Regions from separate parts of the Homo sapiens genome. Here region 1 is linked to region 2. Evidence: chromatin loops called from intact Hi-C (ENCODE). Cell type or tissue: dorsolateral prefrontal cortex. All regions are shown on one strand. Links, peaks and the distances in the headings refer to the core of each region. The heading gives the core; the rest is flanking DNA.

What was found. Hi-C counts contacts between places; a loop is a spot of excess contacts. Peaks named below come from ENCODE experiments on the same cell type or tissue, not always from the same donor. Only the 100,000 strongest peaks of a DNase experiment are listed, where the experiment ranks them.
Region 1: a loop joins it to region 2, with 2.8 times the contacts of the local background. A loop is called at or near these places in 46 of 110 quality-filtered maps.

Annotation. Positions count from the first base shown.
Region 1 is chr17:20,233,779-20,239,153 of GRCh38, reverse strand. The region is part of intron 7 of SPECC1 (sperm antigen with calponin homology and coiled-coil domains 1); the gene reads right to left. Among named protein-coding and RNA genes, the nearest start is that of FAM106B, 180 kb to the left of the region's middle. In dorsolateral prefrontal cortex, for the core only: a CTCF peak has its summit at 3,222; a DNase peak (open chromatin) is centred at 3,176; H3K27ac peaks cover 5,000 bases.
Region 2 is chr17:20,300,420-20,305,794 of GRCh38, reverse strand. The region is part of intron 13 of SPECC1 (sperm antigen with calponin homology and coiled-coil domains 1); the gene reads right to left. Among named protein-coding and RNA genes, the nearest start is that of FAM106B, 110 kb to the left of the region's middle. In dorsolateral prefrontal cortex, for the core only: no CTCF peak of the experiment used is centred there; DNase peaks (open chromatin) are centred at 3,024 and 3,446; H3K4me3 peaks cover 347 bases; H3K27ac peaks cover 3,127 bases.

The DNA.
Region 1 (5,375 bases), core at 203-5,202, 67 kb after region 2:
TATTTTCTGAGACCCTAGAGTTTTAAAAATTTATGCAAAATTAGCATTTTTACTCCATGCCCTTTTGTTCTACTAATGAAACTGTTCATATTCCATGTCAACCTCCTATTTACAACTTACATCCAGCTTTTTTCTACCTCAAATTCTAGTTACTTGATGTGACTTTGAAGTTCTGAAACTGTATTCAGAAAAAAATGTAGAACAAAACGACATAAAGGCCCTGCAGAAACGTAGCTGGTGATTAAAACTAAGCAGCAGACGCTTCTATATAATAACATGTTTATTTTGCACTTCATAAATGCTTACAGATAAAAATATTCAACAGTACCTAACGACAGGTCAAAATATAGGGTGCAAATACAGCAGTGCCTTTTAAGTTGAAGTTGCAGTTTTCTTATTGTTTATACTTGAAAACATCCAGCAAATGAATTTTAAATAATCCTAAGAACTCTGAATCTGAGGTAAAGAGTGCCCAAAATATAAATTTCAGTCCTATTCACAAGTATCTAAGTAAATTTTACAGAGAAGACCTCAATGTCTCTTCTCACGCCAAGCTAATTTTTCTAATGATTCTGTGCTGTCCAGTTTGACACCCCAAAAGATCTTCCTGAGTTTAAAGAGCATTCCTGTTCCTAATTTTCCTTTTATTAGACAGTAACTTTTGTCTTGTCTCATCCTTTGGATAACGTCACTAATGGCTCCATGCTGTGTACACTGTGAACCAGTTCCTCATGTGAGGATTGCAGAAGGTTTCTGCCTGATGGAGGTTGCTGAATTGGATTTGGATCTTCACAAACACACATATTTCCAGAAGTTTAAAATCACATTTTGAATTGTGTATCACTCTGATTTGAACACTAAGTTTCTGGGGTGAGTTTCATCCATGAAACTTTGGTGTAGTTGTCATTCAATCGTTTTCCATTAGATTTCTATTGCCATTGTCACCGTGCTTACCTATCCGGCTTAATAACATCCTTTATGATCAAACTTCTACTTATGTTTAACCCAACAAGATTCTGGAAATCAACCCAAAGCTTGGAGGCACCTTGTTTCAGACGAGGTAATGAAGTCAGACTCCAAGTGAAGGGGCTCAATCAAGACCCCACAGAAGGGGCCAGACATGGGGTCTCAAGCCTGTAATCCCAGCACTTTGGGAGGCTGAGGCGGCCAGATCACTTGAGGTCAGGAGTTCGAGACCAGCCTGACCAACATGGTGAAATTGCATCTCTACTAAAAATACAAAATTAGCCAGGAGTGACGGCACATGCCTGTAATCCCAGCTACTTGGGAGGCCAAGGCAGGAGAATAGCTTAAACCCAGGAAGCGGAGCTTGCAATGAGCCAAGATCGCACCACTGCACTCTAGCCTGGGCAACAAGAGTAAAGCTCCAACTCGCCGAACCTTCTGACTTCTTCGGAATGTGACATCACGCAGATGGCTTCCTATTTTGCCTTGAGTAATGTGAATTCCAAGATGATCAGACACCACGATCAAAAGGAAGCAGAGAAATGAACACCAAAAAGTAGAACTTGGGCCTTAGGTTCTGGGTGCGGTGGCTCATGTCTGTAATCCCAGCACTTTGGGAGGCTGAGGTGGGGATCACCTGAGGTCAGGAGTTCAAGAGCAGCCTGGCCAACACGGTGAAACCCCATCTCTACTAACAATACAAAAATTAGCTGGGTGTGGTGGCAGGCGCCTGTAATTCCAGCTACTTGGAAGGCTGAGGCAAGAGAATCACTTGAACCCGGGAGGCAGAGGTTGCAGTGAGCCGAGATCGTACCATTGCACTCCAGCCTGGGCAACAAGAGTGAAACTCTGTCTCAAAAAAAAAAAAAAAACAAAACAAAACAACAACAACAACAACAACAAAAAACAAAAGAACTCGGGCCTGCGCTGTACCCAGCTCTGCATCTGCTCTGCCACTGTGCCCTTTTCAGCACTCCAGCTGCAAATAACTTTTCATAAGACTTGTACTTTGTTTTTTTCAGAACTTCATTTTATTCTCCAAATAAAAGACAGCTCAATCTTCTGAGGAAAAGTAAAAAGAGGGAAACATCATCTTTGATCATGCAGTAAGCTGATCCCAAAATGTGGACAAAAAGCAGAGACTCGACGGCAATGACTCTGAGAAACAGAGAATGTCACAAGGAGACAACTGGGCTCTTTATAAAGAGGCAATTTCTCCTCTACACATTCCCCCTTTCATCTAGAGATGGCTGCGGCTCCCAATCATGGCAAGAGCTGGGCTGTCTTTCTTCCACCAAATGCTCTGCTAGCTGACAGAGCCCAGGGAGCTGTGAAAATAGAAACGGGAGGGAGAGGCTGTAAAGGAGTTACCTAAGGCAATACAGTCTTAGTTCACAAACGCAAGAATTTCCAGCTTACACTGTCCCACAGGGAAAAGCTAATGTCCAGGATAGGCCAACAGATTTTAAGTCCTACTGTTCCAATTTTTTGGAAGCCAAAGGTTTTCAGACATAAAAAAAAAAAAAAAAAAAGCCAGACTGCAAATGCCTGTACTAGGCTCCTCCACCAGAACTTCTCCAGCAAAGAACTGTGTGGTGAAGCAGAGATGTCCAGGATGAACACCATAGGCCCCTCCAGAATTTACAGAGGCTCATGCTTCTCTCTACTGTCAAGGCCAAAAACCTTCTTGCTTTTATAACTGCAACCTAAAAATCCTAAAGGCCTAAGGGAAGCTTATGTCCACATTGTTGAAATCTGTAAAATCAGGGGTCAGAGAACAGGGAGGCAGACACAGCTCTTTAGAATTATAGACTGTGTGTCTAATGTCATAAATGTACATTTAAACTATGAAAAAAAGAGTACTAGGTGAGGGAACAGATAATGCTAGCTGGAATAAGAGCACATTGAGAGGACCAGGTTCTGCATCAAGGGCCAAATTAAATGCTGGAGACCCCTGTCCATCATGCCGTCATGGGTGCTAAGGTGAGGTCTGTTCAGAAACTGCTTAAGAATCCTCAGGAGAACAGCCCCCCTCCACCTGGGAGAGGGGCTCAGTATCAGAGCATCTGTGGCAAGACAGCTGGAAAAGGGACCTTAAAGAATCTATACCTCCAACTTCCGCCCCTCCCCTCTCCATGGTAGCTGGAGAACACATGCTGAGCGGCTGTGACCCATTAGAGCCATCAGAGCAACACAGAGGGCAGCACAGGCACACACAGTGACACTCAGGCTGACACGGATGTGCACACATGGAGTTAAGCCAATTCCAGTGGAGTCTGCACGTGCTGCGCTGCCACACTGCTCACCTCCAAGAGGGGACAATGCAAGAACTTGTGGTATAGGCAAAATGAAACACATTCGAATCACAGACATTCTATTTAGAAACCAACAGCATTAATTAGGCACAGATATTAAGTGTGTTTAATTATCTCTTTTAAAGACGTTTTCCATGGATGTTTATTGGTGTTATATGACAGACACAGTAAGAATCAGATAAGTCACCCTAAAAGTAATGGCATTTGCTGTTTCAGAACAAGAGGAACAAATGCCACAAACACAGAGGTCTTTCCCTGATGCTGCTTGAGAAGCCTGTGCCATGCACTGCTCACGAACCATGTCTTTCATTAGAAAGCTTGTATGCGGCACAATATATCATTACATTGAGCTGCCTGTGTTTTTTCTGTTTTTGCCAGGTCCCAGGACTCAACTTTTCAGGAAAAAGATGTGACGGGTTCATTTCAGTGAGAGTTTTCATTTCAAAGCCTTTTTCTCAATTGGTAGTTTTCAAAACTGGGAGGAGCCAGAGCTGAAAAAGTTATTATCTTTTCATCTATTACATTATATGTGTCCAATGAAACAGATCACTTTTAGGTCCCTAAAAACACACTGGCTTGTTCACATTTCTGGAAGAGAAAGAGCAGGCTCCCAAGCCACAACTAAGATATGGAGATGCCACTGTGTCAAAGAGGTTCAAGGCATTGCACCAGAATAACTCTAAGGCTGGCACTGGAGTTTCTTACTCTCCCACCAGGGAAAGGTCAGCTAACCAACCAGTCCAGAGAACAGCAGAGCTTAAAGAGACCTCAAAAACGACCCCCTCTTCCCACCTCTTTTAACAGAGGCAAGAGGCAGGGCTGAGAATGAGATGTTACTGGTTGGCTGCAAACATGACACTGGGAATGAGATATTGCTGGTTGACTGCAAAGATGAGGCTACCGCCTTCCTTCCCCACATACCTTAACATCAGTTATTCTGACTCTGAAATAAAAATATCTGTGAAAGTGTAACAGGACCGAAGATCATGGATGAGTTAGATAATATCCCACTGTTTAGTTACTGAGTTCCAGCAATGAATGCTGGTTTGCATTTCTGCCCAGGTGCTTCATCTCGTGCTTATCAGCCTGGCTGCAACCAACCCTGTGAGTGCCCACGGACGCAAACAGAGCTTAAGAACCAGGTAATCTCATGTCTGGATCCAGGTGCTTTTTGGGTGATCTTACCTTCTCTCAGTTGTCCTTGAGGACCTCGTCAGAGAATGCTCTGCAAGTTCTTTGGCTGTGGCTGAACCAAGAATGACTTTTGAGTTCTCACTAGATGACTGTCAAAGTCAAACTGAGTTTCAATCAAGAACTCATTCAGTCAAGATGGAAACACTAGGTGGCTTCCGGAGCTTTGAGGGTGTGAGTTGGTTTCAAGTCTTGCTCATGGGGTAGGTGCTGGAAGTGGCTGAACCACCAGCAACTAACTGCCATATAGTCAACTCTTTACAAGGGGCAGCTTGCCAGAGAAGTGCAAAATCAGACAAGAAACCAGCATCTCCGGCACTTGTCTGACTTCCTGCCAAATGCACTGACAGACAGAAACGTTCTGATGCCTGATTTCAGTACCATGACATGTTCTCATTGGTGTCCATTCTAAAATTTTGAAATGTTTTTTGAGAAGGGATTAAACTGTTAGATTGGGAGGTAGGTTTGCAAATCACTGGAAAATCAAAAAAGAAACATTCTGTGCTTAAAAAAAAACGTGACGTTAAGATTGAAGATGCAGGATGCAGCATAGGGAGTCCTAAACTGGCAGGACGTATGCGGAGATTTCCTAGAATATCAGGGTTCACGCTGCATGGTCTGGCCTGTGTCTCAGAATATACATAAGAAACATGGCATCTCATAGAAGAACCTGGCCTGTGTCTCAGAGTATACGTAAGAAACACAGCATCTCATACAAGAACCTATTCAGGGCCACCATAGAAACTCAGGACTTGTCTTTTACCATTTATCATTAAAATAACGTACATGTGAAGCAACACAAGTTCTGACTCGGATTTTCTTCCAATGACAGACAATAGGGAAGCAAGACAGAGGCAAACGAAACAAAAGCAGACACAGAGGCCACCCAGAACGGCCTCACTA
Region 2 (5,375 bases), core at 234-5,233:
GTTTACCTTTGTCAAGATTTAGGTAATTCATACTTTGCAAGATTTATGGCATAAACATTCTGTTGCATAACAAAGTTGCTTAATCATGATGCTATATCAAAAAAATTATCAAAGTAATAAATGCATATATTATAGTATATATAGATTGTATTTAAATCAAATGAAAACCTGTTCCTTCCTTCAATCCTGGTCCTTCAGAGAACTACCTTTCAATTTCTGTTTAGTTATGGATTATTTCCGTATCTCTGTAATATGCTAATACGACTACTACTTGATTTCTAAAATGAAGGCATTTTCTACTGACTTCCTCCAGGACATATGAGGACTCAGGCACCATGCATCTGCCTCCTCCTTACACTATAGACACATAGCTAATTTTAGTGCCCGTATTAATATTAGCTATGTTTGTGACCTTAAATAATATCCTTGAACTTCTATTTTTTGTCCCACTGGGTATGGACAACACTTCCTGACTCTACTTTGTATGTCAGGAGTAAATTACCCTTTCTTCCCTCCACCTGGTCAAGTTGTACATTGTCACAGCTGAGAACCTTTGCTTCCTTCCCTGGAAGCACATTTAAGTCCTCGGCGCTCTCTGACTAGAATGATTCTGGAAGCTGAAAACCACAAGCGGCATCACAGAAGCCAGCTGTGGGCACGTGTCCTCTACAGCTCCACCATCATGACCTGAGCCACTCAAAGCATCATTTAAAGGAGTTCCTCTGTTACTCTACCAGTCGCCCAAAATCACCCCACATTTTAGTGTGCCCCAGATTTGGACCCTGCCTTTCTTCAAAAGTTTGTTTTTTTCCTACAGTTTCTGCTTGTTTGGGGTTTTCCTTACTGGGAGGGGGGCTTTGTGCCTCCTTCTCATCTGGCCTCTTGCCCATTCTGACTGTTGCTTTTAAGTCCTAACATTCTCCTTGTGGCTGCCGCCATTCTATTCTGACACAGAGGGCCTGCCTCATAGTTGGACCCTGGCTTCCTCGCACAGTTTCTCATCTTCTCCTTTATCACAGCCTCGAGCTCTTAATCATCTCATCATTCTATGAAACCCTACAGCCCCAAGCCCTCCAGAACCTCACTGATTTTTGGATTTTACCCCCATTCTATTGCCTAGGTTCCTTCTTAAGAAAGAATATGGGGAGACACATTTTCTGGATGTATGAAAATTTCTCCTTTCTACCATCACGTTCAGTTAACAGGCTGGCTGGACAGGGAATCTGAGGCTGAAAATAATTTCCCCTTAGAATGTTAATGGTAGTGCTCCACAATCATTCAGCCCTAGTGTGTGGCTTCTTTTGGGGACTCTTCCTGGCTATTCTCTGATGTTTGTTCATCTAGATGAACCTAAGAATCATTTGTTCATGCTTCTCCCATTCCAAAATTCATTTCAAAATTATTAGGATTATATTAAAATTAAATTGTTATATTAAGTATAATTGAGATATAAATGTTTCTCTACATATTCAGTTTTAAGTTCCTCAGTGAAATTTCCTTTTTTTGAGATGGAATCTCGCCCTGTCACCCAGGCTGGAGTGTAGTGGCTTGAGCTCAGCTCACTGCAACCTCTGCCTCCCAGGTCCAAGTGATTCTCGTTTCTCAGTTACCTCAGTAGCTGAGATTATAGACATGCACCACCACACCTGGCTTTTTTTTTTTTTTTTTTTTTTTTTTGTATTTTTAGTAGAGAAGGGGTTTCGTCATGTTGACCAGGCTAGTTTCGAACTCCTGGGCTCAAGCGATCTGCCTACCTCAGCCTCCCAAAGTGCTGGGATTACAGGTGTGAGCTATGGCACCTGGCCATTATGTTCCTCAGTAGAATTTCTTAATTTTTTTTTTGAGATGGAGTCTCGCTGTGTCACCCAGGCTGGAGTGCAGTGGCACGATCTCGGCTCACTGCCACCTCTGCCTCTTGGGTTCAACCAGTTCCCTTGCCTCAGCCTCCCTAGTAGCTGGGACTACACGCGCCCACTACCACGCCTGGCTAATTTTTGTATTTTTAGTAGAGACAGGTTTTCACCACATTGGCCAGGCTGGTCTTGAACTCCTGACCTCAGGTGATCCGCCTGTCAAAGTCTTCCGAACTGCTGGGATTACAGACGTGAGCCACAGCACCTGTCCAAATTTCTTAATTTTGTATGTTTAGATTTTATACATAATTATGTATTTTAGATTTCATACATCATTTTATACCCTTTTCCATTTCCCCCACGGCTCTCACTCTCTACCCTTGCTTGAACATCTAGAGCCTGAAGCGACGGGTTTTCCCTGACACTGAAGCAAACTCTAGGCACCAGGTCACCAAAAAAACAGAAAGATGTAGCCACCACATTTTCTTCCAGTCTGTGGCCCATGCCTTGGAAAGCTGTTGATCTGTGGTGATCCTGCCCAAGCTGCCATGCCCCTTCCTTGAAATTAAAGGAAAGGAGCGGGCATGGGCTGGAAACTGCACACTTGTTACCCTAACACTACTCTGTTCTGCTGAGAGGGGAGCTGTGAACTCCTGGCTTCCTTCCATTTAGCCCAAATTAATGGCAGCAATCTCCTATTTTGGTGCTATTGAGGTCTTTGTGTTTACTTCAGTCCTTTTGGTTTTTAGCCAGTTTTTAGGCCACCATTATTCCAGAAGTCAAATATTTTATGGCTTTTAATATGTAATGCCAAACATTGCTTTCTAGAGCGTTACCCCAATTTTTGGCTCCAGCAATAGTGTATAAGTGGCTATTTTCCTGTACTGTCTCTGCCAAATGTATCAGGCTAAAAATATTTTATTGTTTTAATTTGTATTGATTACTAGTAAGGTCTAACGAGAAAGCATTTTTAAACTCAACGTTTTATGCAAAAACCTTCTAGTTTGATTCTAATGAAACCACTTGTTTTCTTTCCTCTTTTTTTTTTTTTTTTTTTTTTTTTAGATGGGCTCACTACTGCAGCCTCAAAATCCTGGGCTCAAGGGATCCCCCAGCCTCAGGCTCTGGAGTAGCTGGGATTACAGGCATGTTGCCACAACGCCTGGCACCGCTGTGTTTTCACAGTGTGCTGCATGCTGTTTCTTCTATGTTCAGTATCTGTTGTGAAAACACAAGCGGAGCAAGACGTGGTGGCAACATGCCTGTAATCCCAGCTACTCTGAAGCCTGAGGTGGGAGGATCCCTTGATGAAAAACTGTCTCAAAATACCCTGAAATAGTATACAGGGTGACATAGAATACAGAGAGGGGGTGGTTTTTTATTCACAACAGTAACTTTTATTCATTTTTGCAGCAGCAGAACATCTGTGACCAAGTGTTATTATCCCAATGCTCTTTCATTTGATCACTGTCACCACCACTGTGCAGAGGCCACCTGGGAGGCAGAAGCCACAGACAAGCAGCAGCTCCGAAGGGCCTCACTTCCCCCACGGGCTGTAAGCTTCAGATGCAGCTCAGCCCACAGGAGCCGGGCAGGGTGACGCCATCACTGCTTCAGTCTGCCCTGGTCGGGGGATGATGGTGCAGGCCTGGGACCTTCCAGTTCCAGGACAGCCTAAGTGCCCAACCTGTGGCAAAACTCTTAGTCACCAGCAGGGATTGAGGGGTTGGGCCCGTTGGGCCTCACACTCAAAACCGACGGGAGAAAGATGCCAATCCTAGAGTTCCCCCTCTCAGGGTCACACTTCATTCATTTCAGATACTGACATAAGCAAGGTCCAGTCCACTACCTGAGTCCGTCTGGACTAAGCAGAGAGTTGCAAAGGCGGACAAGTGAATGCCCTATCTTTTTACTGAAAACAATAAAAACAAAAATGGCTGGGCACAGTGATTCACCACTGTAATCCCAGAACTATTGGGAGGCCCAAGCGGGTGGATCACCTAAAGTCAGGAGTTTGAGACCAGCCTGACCAACATGATGAAACCCCATCTCTACTAAAAATATAAAAACTAGCCAGGTGTAGTGCCGTGTGCCTGTAGTCACAGCTACTCGAGAGGTTGAGGCAGGAGAATCGCTTGGACTTGGGAGGCGGAGGTTGCAGTGAGCTGAGATGGTACCACTGCGCTCCAGCCTGGGTGACAGAGTGAGACTCTGTCTCAAAACAGCAACAACAACAACAAAATGACAAAATCTTTCATGGACTGTAAATCGCACCCTGTGATCATATATCTCTTTACTATCATAGAAGACATGCTTGTTAGTTTTTATCAGAAATTCTCTACTTAATACCAATGTCAGACATAGTTTAATTGCTTCCATCCAGGTGGGGACACCTCATAATTTCTATACATTCTGGGCTATCAACAACTCTATCACATACTTTTTAGATTTTGATTTTAATAGTTTTACAAACATTAAAGGCTTCTCTTGGTGCCCTTTCTGATGTAAGTGTAAATTAAAAAAAAAAAAAAATGCCCTGGCACTGAGCACATAGGGGAACACGGCTCCAGGCTGGGGCTGGACACATGTGCCTCTCATCCTGATGACCCAAGGTATGTGCTGTATTCACATCCACTTGCTCCCTGTGAATCCCAGCTTCTAACACACTTTTAGGAAATCTTTCCTGCTCTTTCCCCTCTCTGCTCTAGTAAGATTCCCCCCGTGTGCTCAGTTTTATATGGTACGAGTCTGCCTGTTGGGATACGTTACTTTGAAAACCCACACCCGTAACTGTGATAGATATGGCCTCTCTCACCAAAAAGAACGCCAGCATCCCCCAGGGCAAGCCACACACCAAGAAGTGGCGAAATGTCACTGCAGCCACTGTGGCTCCTCCAGAGTGTGGCCAGGATGGGGCATTTAGGAAACAGGAGGCTGGTTGTTCCTTCAGAGAGTGGCAAACGGGCTGTAATTAGCAAATAAAATCCTAGGCTCTGGGACACAACCCAATTCAAGATTACTGTGAGGCCAAACAGATCCTAAAATGAAAAATTCCAGACATCCAGGGCTGACTCAGACTCTCATCACAGACCCACAGTCTTCCACACGCTGCCTTACACACTCCCTGGTGGTCGGGTGATTGGTCTGGGGAAGAAATTCAACCCTGCATGTAGGGAGCAGGGGCCTATACCATGGCCTCAGCCTGCCCCCACTGCATGCTGCCACGGCTGCGGGAGGCCTGGGCAGCTGGCGGAGCCTCTGCGCTCAGAATCGCAGAGACTAGGGCCAGACACAGGGGCTCTGGCCCAGGAGGCAAGGCTCACAATTTGGAGCCTGAGAACAAACACTTTTAGGTCCATAATTTTCCAATACAGCCATGCTGATTCAAGGACAAAGCAGCCAGTCTGTCTGGATGACTGCAGGGAGTGACGCACACACACTGTCAGGAGGACGTAGGTGTGTGCATGTGTGGGCTTCACCCAGCACAGTGTTAGAAAGGCCTTCTGACTATTTTCAGTGCTT